Linked DNA regions of Mus musculus: region 2 is linked to region 1. Evidence: chromatin loops called from intact Hi-C (ENCODE). Cell type or tissue: heart. All regions are shown on one strand. Links, peaks and the distances in the headings refer to the core of each region. The heading gives the core; the rest is flanking DNA. Region 1 holds the start of Gpsm2 (G-protein signalling modulator 2 (AGS3-like, C. elegans)). Region 2 holds the start of Wdr47 (WD repeat domain 47).

Evidence for each region. Peaks named below come from ENCODE experiments on the same cell type or tissue, not always from the same donor. Only the 100,000 strongest peaks of a DNase experiment are listed, where the experiment ranks them.
Region 2: it touches region 1 in a loop (2.8-fold over the local background); 1 of 42 quality-filtered maps calls a loop at or near these places.

Annotation. Positions count from the first base shown.
Region 1 is chr3:108,719,251-108,724,629 of GRCm38, forward strand. It overlaps Gpsm2 (G-protein signalling modulator 2 (AGS3-like, C. elegans)), which reads right to left and starts at 3,049. Exons shown (of 15, transcript NM_029522.2): 1 at 2,791-3,049. In heart, for the core only: a CTCF peak has its summit at 2,574; a DNase peak (open chromatin) is centred at 3,091; H3K4me3 peaks cover 2,418 bases; H3K27ac peaks cover 2,231 bases.
Region 2 is chr3:108,588,540-108,593,918 of GRCm38, forward strand. It overlaps Wdr47 (WD repeat domain 47), which reads left to right and starts at 2,739. Exons shown (of 15, transcript NM_181400.3): 1 at 2,739-3,058. In heart, for the core only: a CTCF peak has its summit at 2,625; a DNase peak (open chromatin) is centred at 2,752; H3K4me3 peaks cover 1,760 bases; H3K27ac peaks cover 1,397 bases.

The sequences.
Region 1 (5,379 bases), core at 224-5,223:
AACCAAAGAAGGGCTCTAGAAAGTGAGTACAGAATTCCTTGTAGGAAAAGAAAAAAACCCATATAAAACACAATCTTATATATAAAACATATTACTAAGCACCTTCTATGGAAGGAAATGTTTCTACTCAGTTTAATTTTATGAGGTTATAGCAGAACTCTAATTTAAAAGGACAAAAAAACCCCAAACCCTCTGTGGAAATAAGGAAATGTGTACTGCAGGCGCTCCTATGGTAGAACTTATTAGGCAAACAGAGTAAGGCGTTCTATTTAAGGGAAGCAACTGAAGCAAAGAGGTGGGGTGTGTAGACACTCCTGGGAAGCACATTGGTCAGAAGTGGAAGAGAACATGACCAAACTGTGAGGCTTGCACTGTCTGGCTGAAGCACCTATTAGGCTCTGTGTGTGTGTGTGTGTGTGTGTGTGTGTGTTTTCCAATGGGAAACTTGTAGGGTTATTATTATTCTTTTTTTCCAACAAAGAAATAGCAAAATTACATGTTAGGACAAGAAACAGGCAGCATCACACAGGGCCAGATGAGGAGACAAGGTGAAAAGTACTGCAAAAACTCAAAACTGACTAAGGAGCCTCTCTGCCCACTCAGGACATCAGTAAATATTCTGTGCACCACAGATGTCCAACCATCTAGGTCTGAGAATGAGGCTGGGGTGTAGCTCAGCAGAGCAGGAAGCAGGTGAGGGCAAGAACTGGGGTTCAACCATCAGGATAAAAGGGAATTCTGTAACCGTGCAAAAACAGAGTTTATAACACATTTCTAACAGTGGAGAAGACTATATTTATATTCTTGCAGATTCAAGTAAACTTTGCTCTGTGTCTTTGGAAAGGTTAAAAGCTATGGGAAGTGTTATTTGCTTTAGAACACACACACAAAGCGAGACCATCGTTACAAGGGTAGATAGATCCCTCCACACTTCATAACAAACCACCGACTGTATTGTGGTTTTAAGTAGAATTATGTGCCACAAGTGGGATTCAGAAACACATGGCCATTTAAGTGCAGTAGCTGGTGCTTTGAGATTAGGGAGTAGTCTCAATCCCACCAGTAGCCTATTAATTACACAGTTTTAAAAACAAATGCCCACAGGTGTGTGGGGTGAGGGTGGGGGTATGTATGTTTGTTTGTTTGTTTTTAGGTAAGTCTTGGAGTACTTTATGGGTAAGAAAGGTGAAGGCTGAGGATGTGGTTTGGTTTTGCTCGGCATACACCTGCCCTGGATTTGACCCTAAGCATGTATGGTGCACACCTGTAATCACAGCACTGGGAGGATGGAGAAAGAGAATCAAAGAGTGCAAGGCCAAATTCAGCTATCTGAGACCCTGTCTCAAAACTACACTGAATGAATGGAGGGAAGGAAGGAAGAAGAAAGTCAGCCAGCCATTTCATACCAGGTGGAATTTGTGCACATATTACAGCCCAGTAGCTGTAATCCCAGCTACTGGGCTGAGACAGGAGGATTCCAAGTTCCAGGCCAGCCCTAAACATTTAGCAACAATAGGTCTCAAATAAATGAATGAATGAATTAATTAATTAATAAATGAATAATCTGGAATTACCTCAGTGATAGAACTCTTGCTTAGTGTTCACATGGTTTAGAGTTCAAACCCAAGTACAGAGGAGGTGAGGTGTGGGGAGCCACACTATATATAGTGCATTACCTTTGTAACTAGCCTACTATTAAATCTCAGGTTTACATCAAAACATACTTGTAATAGTGTATGTCTGACCTACTGAAAATTCAGCTAAACTATTTTTCCGTGGGACACGCTTCCACAATACTCCACAGTCTCTGAATTCATAACCAGTCCAATCCTCGAATTGTAAGTTAGAAATAGTTTGCAAGAGGGGCCTATGAATGCCTAGAACCGGCCGGGCATCCCTGAACTCCCCCACTGCCCTCAAGTCAAAGGACAGGAACCTTCGCTTTTGAACTTAGGCGGAACGAATCTCTGCTCTTAGCACGTCGAAACCCCAGGCAAAAGTGCTCTTTACCAGAAGCAATCACGATGGTTACTAACAAGCCGGAAAATCTTCAGTTTAGCCTTCCAAAGAGGCAGTCTGAAAATTCTGCTTCGCTGGTGACAAAAACTTACAACACAAACCACACAGCAGTCCAATCAACACAAAGCACCGAGAGGAGAGTCAAGAACTTACCTATTCTAAGTCTACCCGGCGTTTAAATAATGCATTAAGGCAAATAAACATTGCCATCATTACTCGTTTCAACAGAGTTCAAATGATACTTGTTAAAGCCACCTAATTGTTTACCATTAAAATACAAGGAAATTACGTTTTCCACTTTTCATCTGAAGATACTAAGTTTACAGCTTTCCGGCTAAGATCTCAAACATGTTACGCTTGCTATAAAGCTGGTTACAACGATCTATCAGTTTCGCTTGCCAGTAAGTCTGGGATCCGAAAAGTTCAGGAGTTTAAATGTGACTTGACAAAGGTGTCTGGTGTGGAGACCCGGGGCCGGCGACGTGCCTGGGATTCGAATCCACTGGGATTCGGCTTTGTATCCACCGTCTGTTACGCTCGGAAAACGCGTGAAGTCGCTGCATCCCAGCAAGTATTTTCAAGGTCTGCAGAAGCCCGATCCCCAGTCTCCCCTCACTTAGGGGACAACAGCCTAAATGGTGCGGGTGCGAAGCCCCCCACGGAGCTCCCGGGTCCCAGCGTCACCCGAGCCCGTCGAGCCTCGGTGGTCCAGAGACCCCCGCCCCACGCCCCCACACACCCCACTGGGTCACCCCCTCAGGCTCCGCTCACCTCCCTCCGGCCCGCGGCTCCTGAGAACAAGGAACCGCTGCAGGGATGAGCGCCTCTGGCCGTAGACTAGGAACCGCGGCGCTTCCCCAAGTCGGGTCCCGGCGGCGACGCCGAGCCAAGCAGGGGCACCGCGGGAGGCTGGCGAGCGCCCCGGGCGCCCGCCCCCGGCAGGTCACGTGGGCCAGAGCTTCGGCCTCCCCCTGGCCTCTCAGAGGGTCTCACCGCCAGCAAGGCTCCCTCAGCGCCTGTACTCCTCTGCGCCTGCGCCTAGCTCCAGGCTCGCCCATTCAAACTGACAACGCCCCGCGTTTTTTGGACCGGCCAATGGCACCGGTGGGGCGGGGCTAGGCGGGTGGAGGGCGGGGCTAGACGAGCCAGGGCTCCCTCCTTCTAAAGATCTGTGTGTGGGGTTTGCCTCTCGGACTGTAGCGCTTGATTCTCCTCTGCTGCGGATAGATCCTCCGCCAACTAGAAGCTTATTGTCCTCGAATTTCTCCTTCAGATGGCGAAAAGTGGGACAATAAACATCAGAGTTCAAGCTGGGTCTAGTTCAGACTTTGAACCCAGGAGCCCCAGTCCACTGCCTCTTTCCCTGCAGGCTCAGTCCCGCCCTGGGAAAGTCTTCCAAGAGGCAGATGTGAGAAAGAAAGAGGCCTGTGTGAAAGGAACAGAGGGTCCCGTGTGAAAGTCTGAACAAGGAGCCTCAGTTCTTGAGGCAGTGTCACACACAGTTCTGGCGTTTCCAGATGTTGGGAAAGCAAACTTCTTCTGACTGCAGGATCGCTGGTTCCCAGGAAAAGCAGAGATGGCGAATTTAATCCGCTCCGGCGGCTTGCATTCCCATTCTATTCATGCCTTCATATCAAGTTCACCAAAAAATAGATCTTAGCTTGTTCATCAAATGTTTAAACTAGAGTCTCTGCTGTGAAGCTGATGACGTTGGTTACATTACATTATCTATAGCCACTGCCTATTTCTCCACTGGGATGAAATTTTAATGTTTTACAGGATTGGGCACCTGTTAAAGAAATTCTAGTTTCAGCATCTCTGTGGTGATGGCCGTGACCACTATATGTGTGTCATGGAAAACTGTATAGAGATAGTGTTAGCACCAGCCAGACCTGGGTTTGAATTTCAGCTCGGGCCTCTTCCTACTGACTGATTTTGAACCAGTTAGGCGTCTGTCCTCTGTAGCCTTAGCTTCCTCAGCTGTAAAACACAGATAATGAGACCTCCTCTAATAAGGTCTGTCATGATGCTTCAGGAGGTAAAGTTTATGAAATGGTTAACACAGCTGCTGACACATCGAAGCTGTTCAATAAGTGGTTCTCTTATTATTATCAGCGAGCACCCTTAATACCAAGTTCTTATAAAAAGCTGAATTAGCTGGTTGTACTATTTCAGAGGTAGATATTATAATTCTTCCATACTCATAAATTCTTTGTGGGAATTGGTACAGTAAACCACAATAAAAAGTATTTTAAATTCTGCATAGCCAAAGCGAATCGTTTCTTTCCTGTGCCCCCTTCTCTCATAGATTGGACTTTTTATCTCAGCTATCAGCAATGTCTATCTTCCTAATCAGTTGAACTGTTTTGTAAATCTTCTTTCCAAACGCATGCATCCATGAGATTGTGCCATTCTTCTACTTGAAGACATTTAATGGTCAAAAAACAAAACAAAACAAAAACAAACAAACAAACAAACAAAAAATAACAAGAGTCAGGTATTGTCTCACATACCTTTAATGCCAGATCTTGGGAGGCACAAGCAAGTGGGTCTCTGTGTGTTTGAGGCCATCTTGATCTATGCAGTGAGATCCAGGACAACCAGGGCTACATAGTGAGACCCTGTCTTTTAAAAAATAGAATATATATTTATATACACCTACTTTTTAATAAGTGTAGTTGAGAGTATTATATATGTAATATAAAATCCACACAGACTTTGAAACTGAAATATGACATAGAATATTTAATATATTTAAAGAAAGAAAAGCATGAGAATAAATGAATCAAGGACTACAAAAACCCAAAACTCTCTATATAAACCATATATAACTATATATGTATATATTTATGATAGCTTATACAAATATCCTCAGAGGACAGAAGGGCAGCAGAACCTAGCCCACACAGACTTTGAAGTGCAAAACGACATAGGTAATAAAATAAGGAAGGTTAATGTATTTAAAGAGACAAAAGCATGAATCAAGAACTGGAAAAAAAAGAGACAAGAACAGGAAGGTTTTCAAAAGAAAAGGAGAATTCCAATGAAACTTTTAGTATAATAGGGAAGCAACTGACATTTTAAGTTCAGTGCACAGGTTTGACAAATTAAGAGATGAAAAGTGAGCCATGCATGAGGTGCAACTCAGGAAACCATTCTCAAACAAAAGAGAAACGAGGAAAGAGACTGAGATGCCCCAACACGTTTCCAGTTAAAACCTAAGATGATGGGGCTGGAGAGGTAGCTCAGCACCACGTGGTGGGTTTCTACCCCTCCAGAACTCCAGTTCCAGGGGATCTGACGCCTTCTTCTGACTTTCTTGGGCACCAGGCGGGTGGTACACCAGGTCAAACGCTCATA
Region 2 (5,379 bases), core at 268-5,267, 130 kb before region 1:
CAGCGTGAGATTCCCAGTGAAATTCTAATTTCCTAGGGACTAGTCTCAAGAGTCTGGTAACTGAAAGGAGGGGCCCACATTTCCCTTCAAATGTCTTCATTCCTGCCAAGCTGCTTGTGGTGGTCTGAATGAGAATGGCCCCCTATGCTCAAATATTTGAATGCTTAGTTACCAGGGAGTTACACTATTAGAAAGAATTCAAAGAGTTAGGAGGTGCTGCCTTGTTGGAGGAAGTGTGTCACTGGGGGTGGGGTTTAAGATTTTAAAAGCCCATGCCAGGCCCAGAGTCTCTTGGCCTAAATTCAGGATGTCTGTTTTCAGCTGTTCCTCTAGTATCTGCCTGTAGGCTGTCTTGCTTCTTGTCATGTTGATAATGGACTGAAGCTCTGAAACTGTGAGCCAGTCCCAGATAAAAGGTTTTTTCCTCTTAATTTATTTATTTATTATATGTAAGTACATTGTAGCTGTCTTTAGACACACCAGAAGAAGGCATCAGATCTCATTACAGATGGTTGTGAGCCACCATGTGGTTGCTGGGAATTGAACTCAGGACCTCTGGAAGAGCAGTCAGTGCTCTTAACTGCTGAGCCATCTCTCCATCCCTAGAAGCTTTTTCTTATAACACTTGCCTTCATCAGGTGGTCTCTTTAGAGCAATAGAATAGTGACTAAGATACTATATGATTTTCTTCTAGGATTTAGGTGAACTGGGCAATTGATGTTTTGAAGTTCAGATATTTTAATTTCTCCCTGAAATTAAAAATGTTCTCTCTACAACTTTTAAACTACGACTTATCTTTTTGGGTTTCCCTCCTCCTCCCTCTCCTCCTCTCCCTCCTCCTCTCCCTCCTCCTTCCTCTTCTCCCCCTCTTCTGTGCATGTGTATATGTGTATGAAGCCAGAATTGATAGTGCTTGACTCTGATCACTCTTCATCCTATTCATTAAGGCAACGTTTCTCCTTGACAGAGTTTGACAGTTAGTCAGCTTGTGTCCCTCACTCCCATGATCCATCTCTGCTTCTGAAGCTCCGGGTTTACAGGTGGCCACCAGCCTTGAATAACTACTGATGATCCAAACCCTGTTCTTCATGACTGCATGGCAAGCACTAACCACAGACCCATCTCTGCAGTCCCATCTTATTTTGAGACAGACTCTTACTATGTAGCTGGGCTCAGACTGGCCTCCAATCTGCAATACTCTTTATCCTGCTGGAATTACAGGCATGCACCAACATACTTGGTCTTTAAAGTATTGTATTTATTTATTGGATATGTTATGTGCATACACAATGCTGTGACTCACCTGGCCATTTATCTTGAACTGGATTTTTTGTCTGTTTGTTTTTGAGGTCCCAGCCTTTGCTGGCTGGAACTCATTATGTAAACCAGGCCAGGTAAATCTCTCATAAGTCTACCTCTGCCTCCTGAGTTCTGGATTCTTTATGCTAAGGTTCCTGGAGGTTCAGCTCCTTGAGCAGTACGTATCTGGGGGAATACTACTACACAAATGTGTAGGAGTGAGGTTACTACTGTAAATAAAAGGGCAGTTCAAAACAGCAGCCTTGTTAAGTGCTTCAAGATAGGATTAGCTTTACACATGGAGAGCCTGGAAGGGGATGGTTTTCATGGAGGGAGATGGAGTACGGAAAAGGGCAAGGAAGGAGTATTTATTTCACTTAAGCTTTATTAGTTAATCGTTGGAGTAGAATTAAGAGTCAAACCCAGTGCACAGAAGACATTTGGAAGTGTCAGACAGGTTGTCCTAGCTACTTTTTTTATTGATGTGATGAAACACCACGACCAAGGCAACTTATAAAAGACAGCATTTAATTTTTAGCTCAGGGTTCCAGAGGGTTAGTTCATGACGGTCTTGGCAGTGAATGTGCCAGCAGACAGGGAGGCCTGATGCTGGAGCAGTTGCTAACAGCTTACACGTGATCCACAAGCACCAGACATAAAACGAAGAAAAGGCTGGCTTGGGACTGGAGAGATGGCTCAGCGGTTAAGAACACTGACTGCTCTATTTGGAGGTCCTGAGTTCAAATCCTGACAACCACATGGTGGCTCACAACCATCCATAGTGAGATCTGATGCCCTCTTCTGGGGTGTCTGGCGACAGCTACAGTGTACTTACATATAATAAATAAATCTTACAAAAAAAAAAAAAAGCCAGAAAGGACTGGCTCTTGAAACCTCCAAGACCACCCTCAGTGACATCTCTTCCAACTTGTTCACACCTAATCCAGTGGTTCTCAACCTTCCTAATGCTGCGACTCTTTAATACAGTTGCTCATCTTTTGGTGGCCTCCTCACCCCCAGCCATAAAATTATTTTCGTTGCTACTTCAGACCAGTTGGTTACTGCTATGAATTGAAATTATATGATATGTTACCCTCCTAGGAGGTGTTGGGACCCATACGTTGAGAACTGCTATCCTTATCTTTTCCTGTCAGTCCAGTAACTGGGGACAAGCATTCAAATGCATGAGTATGGGGGCAATTCTCATTCAAACTACCACACCTGTCCACGCTATTTTGGGACATAACATAGCGTCACCCGAAGGTTCTGGGCCTACATTCTCCTTACAGTCATCTCCTAAACCATAAGAGCAGAGAAGGCGAGGGCCAGGAGCCTCCAGGCGTCAGTCTTAGATTCTGCCCGCCCCCGTGTTAGGCCCCGCCTCTAGGCCCCGCCCTACCCTCCTGGGCTGGCCCAGCCGACTCTTCTGCTCAGGCACCTGCCTAGCCGCCTCGCGAGGAGGGGTCCTGAGGCGGCTCCAGGGACGAGCAGTGATTGGCTGCAGCTGGCGGCTGGAGCTCCGTTCCAGCGGCGCTTGACAACCGCAGTCCGCGGAGCGGAGCGGTCGGAGGCGGGATCGGGGCGGACGCGAGCAGGACCGGCTGACGAGCTGATGGATTGACGTGCGGGCTGCTTAGCCCAGACCGCCGCCCTCGCGCTCGCGCCTTAGACTGGAATTGGCTGTCTCGGGGCTCTGGCCGCCGGCCTCTCCTCCGCGTTTTCCTCCACCGCTTCTGCCGGCTCCGCCCGGAGCTCTCAGGTGAGCGGATTCCAGGAGGCGGGGGCGGGCCGCCGTGCACCGTGGGTTGCCATGGTCACCCGTCGCCACCTGTCACTAGCCTGATGCGGCGCAGACCCCACAGCCCCTTGGGCGGCGTTCGCAGCCGGGAGGAGTGTCTTGGGTAGGCTTTGGTGGCGACTGCGAGAAGATGGGATGCGGGCGAGGCCCGGGTGTCTCGGGGACAGGACCTGGGACCCGCCAGGCAATCTATCCAGGCCGCCACTGCTGGACCACACCTTCCCCTACTTGCCAGTCTGATTCGGGCGGCTGGGCGATGCCCCTCGCCCTGGTATGGAGTATCCACCTCGCCGCTGCTGAGGGGCGCGAGGAGGGCTGACTGGGCTGCATCTGCCTCGCCCCTCTATTGGGCTGGGGCGAGACTGAGGGCTGCGCGCTGGTCCCTTTCCCTGCTCGCCTTGGCCGGCGAATGGGTAGGGAGTGGCGGGGTTGAGGGTTTGTGGGGGATCCGGGTTTGCCCTTTCTGACGCCAGGCCAGTGGCTGTTAGGAGCAGTCCTGTGGGGTCTGGGAGGGTGGGGACAGGGGCATCGACTGAATTTCGAACGTGATTTGTTCCCGGGGACGCCTGCGTAAGACACCGGAGGTTATGGAACTCAGAGGGTTAAGCTGCTTAGCTGTATTGGGGAGAAAAAGATTGGGGCTCTAGCTCTGGGACGACGCCTTTGGCAAAGGGGTAGGAACCAAGTAGGCAGCGGCAGTATTTGACCTGATGATTTCCCCCCTGTACATCCAGACATGCAGCTAGTAACTACGAAGGGTGTCGTCTGAGGGGAGCTTTTTTTTTTTTTTTTTTTTTTTGGCAACTTGGTTCTCACTGCATAATGAGAGGAGAAGTCTTTGTTCCACCCAGATTCATCGGTTGAAATCCTGACACTTAGTTTCCCCCCTTTGTTGTAGAGAGTTCATAGAATGCTATAAAAAGTTAATGGCACAGGAATTAACATACAGGTTTAAAAGGGCTGTAAATCTTTTTCACAGATAATACCACTTCTTTTTTTTGGGGGGGGGTCTCAAGTGTTGGCATATGTTATGTTAGCATTTTACTAGAAAGGAGAAACGCCTAGCAGTCGAATTTTCTTTATATGGCACATTCTGGAGGTCTTATTTAGGTGGGAGATATAACGAATCATTGTGCATTAAGGTTTGGAGGAGGGGGAGGAACATTGCTTCCAACAACAAAGTAACACGTAAATGGGAAAGACAAGGAAATAATCCATAACAGTATATGTAAGGCAAACAACCAGATCATGAACTTGAATTGGGCTGCCATTACTGAGTGTGTGTGTGTGTGTGTGTGTGTGTGAGAGAGAGAGAGAGAGAGAGAGAGAGAGAGATTTAACTTATTTCCCACCTTGCCACTTTTCTAGGTTTTTTTTTTTTTTTGTGAAAATCAGTAGTAGGAATGTATCATAAGAGAGCAAGAGTGCTAATCAGTGTTTGCAGTTACATAATTGTGCAGTTTCTTTCTGTTTGTCAAATAGTTTGTTATTGAATGGACACCGTATGACTTGTTTAGTATATGCTACAGTTTGAAAAGCAAATAAGAAATATGTCAAAATAAGAAAAATGTCCAATTTTCCTTGGTAGGTCAGTTGCCTGAAAATCAGATTGCCTGGATGGAAGCTTCTCTTTGCTTCTGTAATTACAGTCTTGGAAGAGATATTTATCCTACCATTGACCTTGTTTTCTTATTCTGTGAAATAGGGATAATGCCTGGTGTTGTTTTAGTCTGAGAGTGGACTGTGATGTTGAATAAATCAGTTCAGTTGCAAGTGCTTTGGAAAATATTAAGGAATCTGTTGACTACCTTTTACCAGAGGGGAACACTGAGAGGGAGTATTATCATTTTCTGTGTAATCTTTTTAACATTTCTAGATTCAAGACCTTTTTTATTACAGTGGCCTTAAAAGGCTTATGAGAAAAATGGAGGCGTTTCCTCATTCTCAGTAGAGGGTTTGCTTCAGTTGTGGTGATGTGGGGAAGGAGGGTTTTGCTTTTGTATATGAGTTAGTGATACTTTCTTGCAAATAAGGCTACTGCTAATAACTGAGGAGTTATATTTGGCACTAGATAATCCTCACTGCAGGTCACAGGTTCATGACTAATGCAAACATAACTTTATCCCCTCTGACCTAAGTTTTTCAAATTGAGGTATTGACACTAATTCAGGCTGGGTCTGTAGTTCAGTGGCTGAGTACTGTCTAGCTTGATTCCCAGAACAACAGAAATAAAGTTCTGTTGAATAAGCTTCAGTATTCAAGAAAAAGATCTGTAGGTGTGT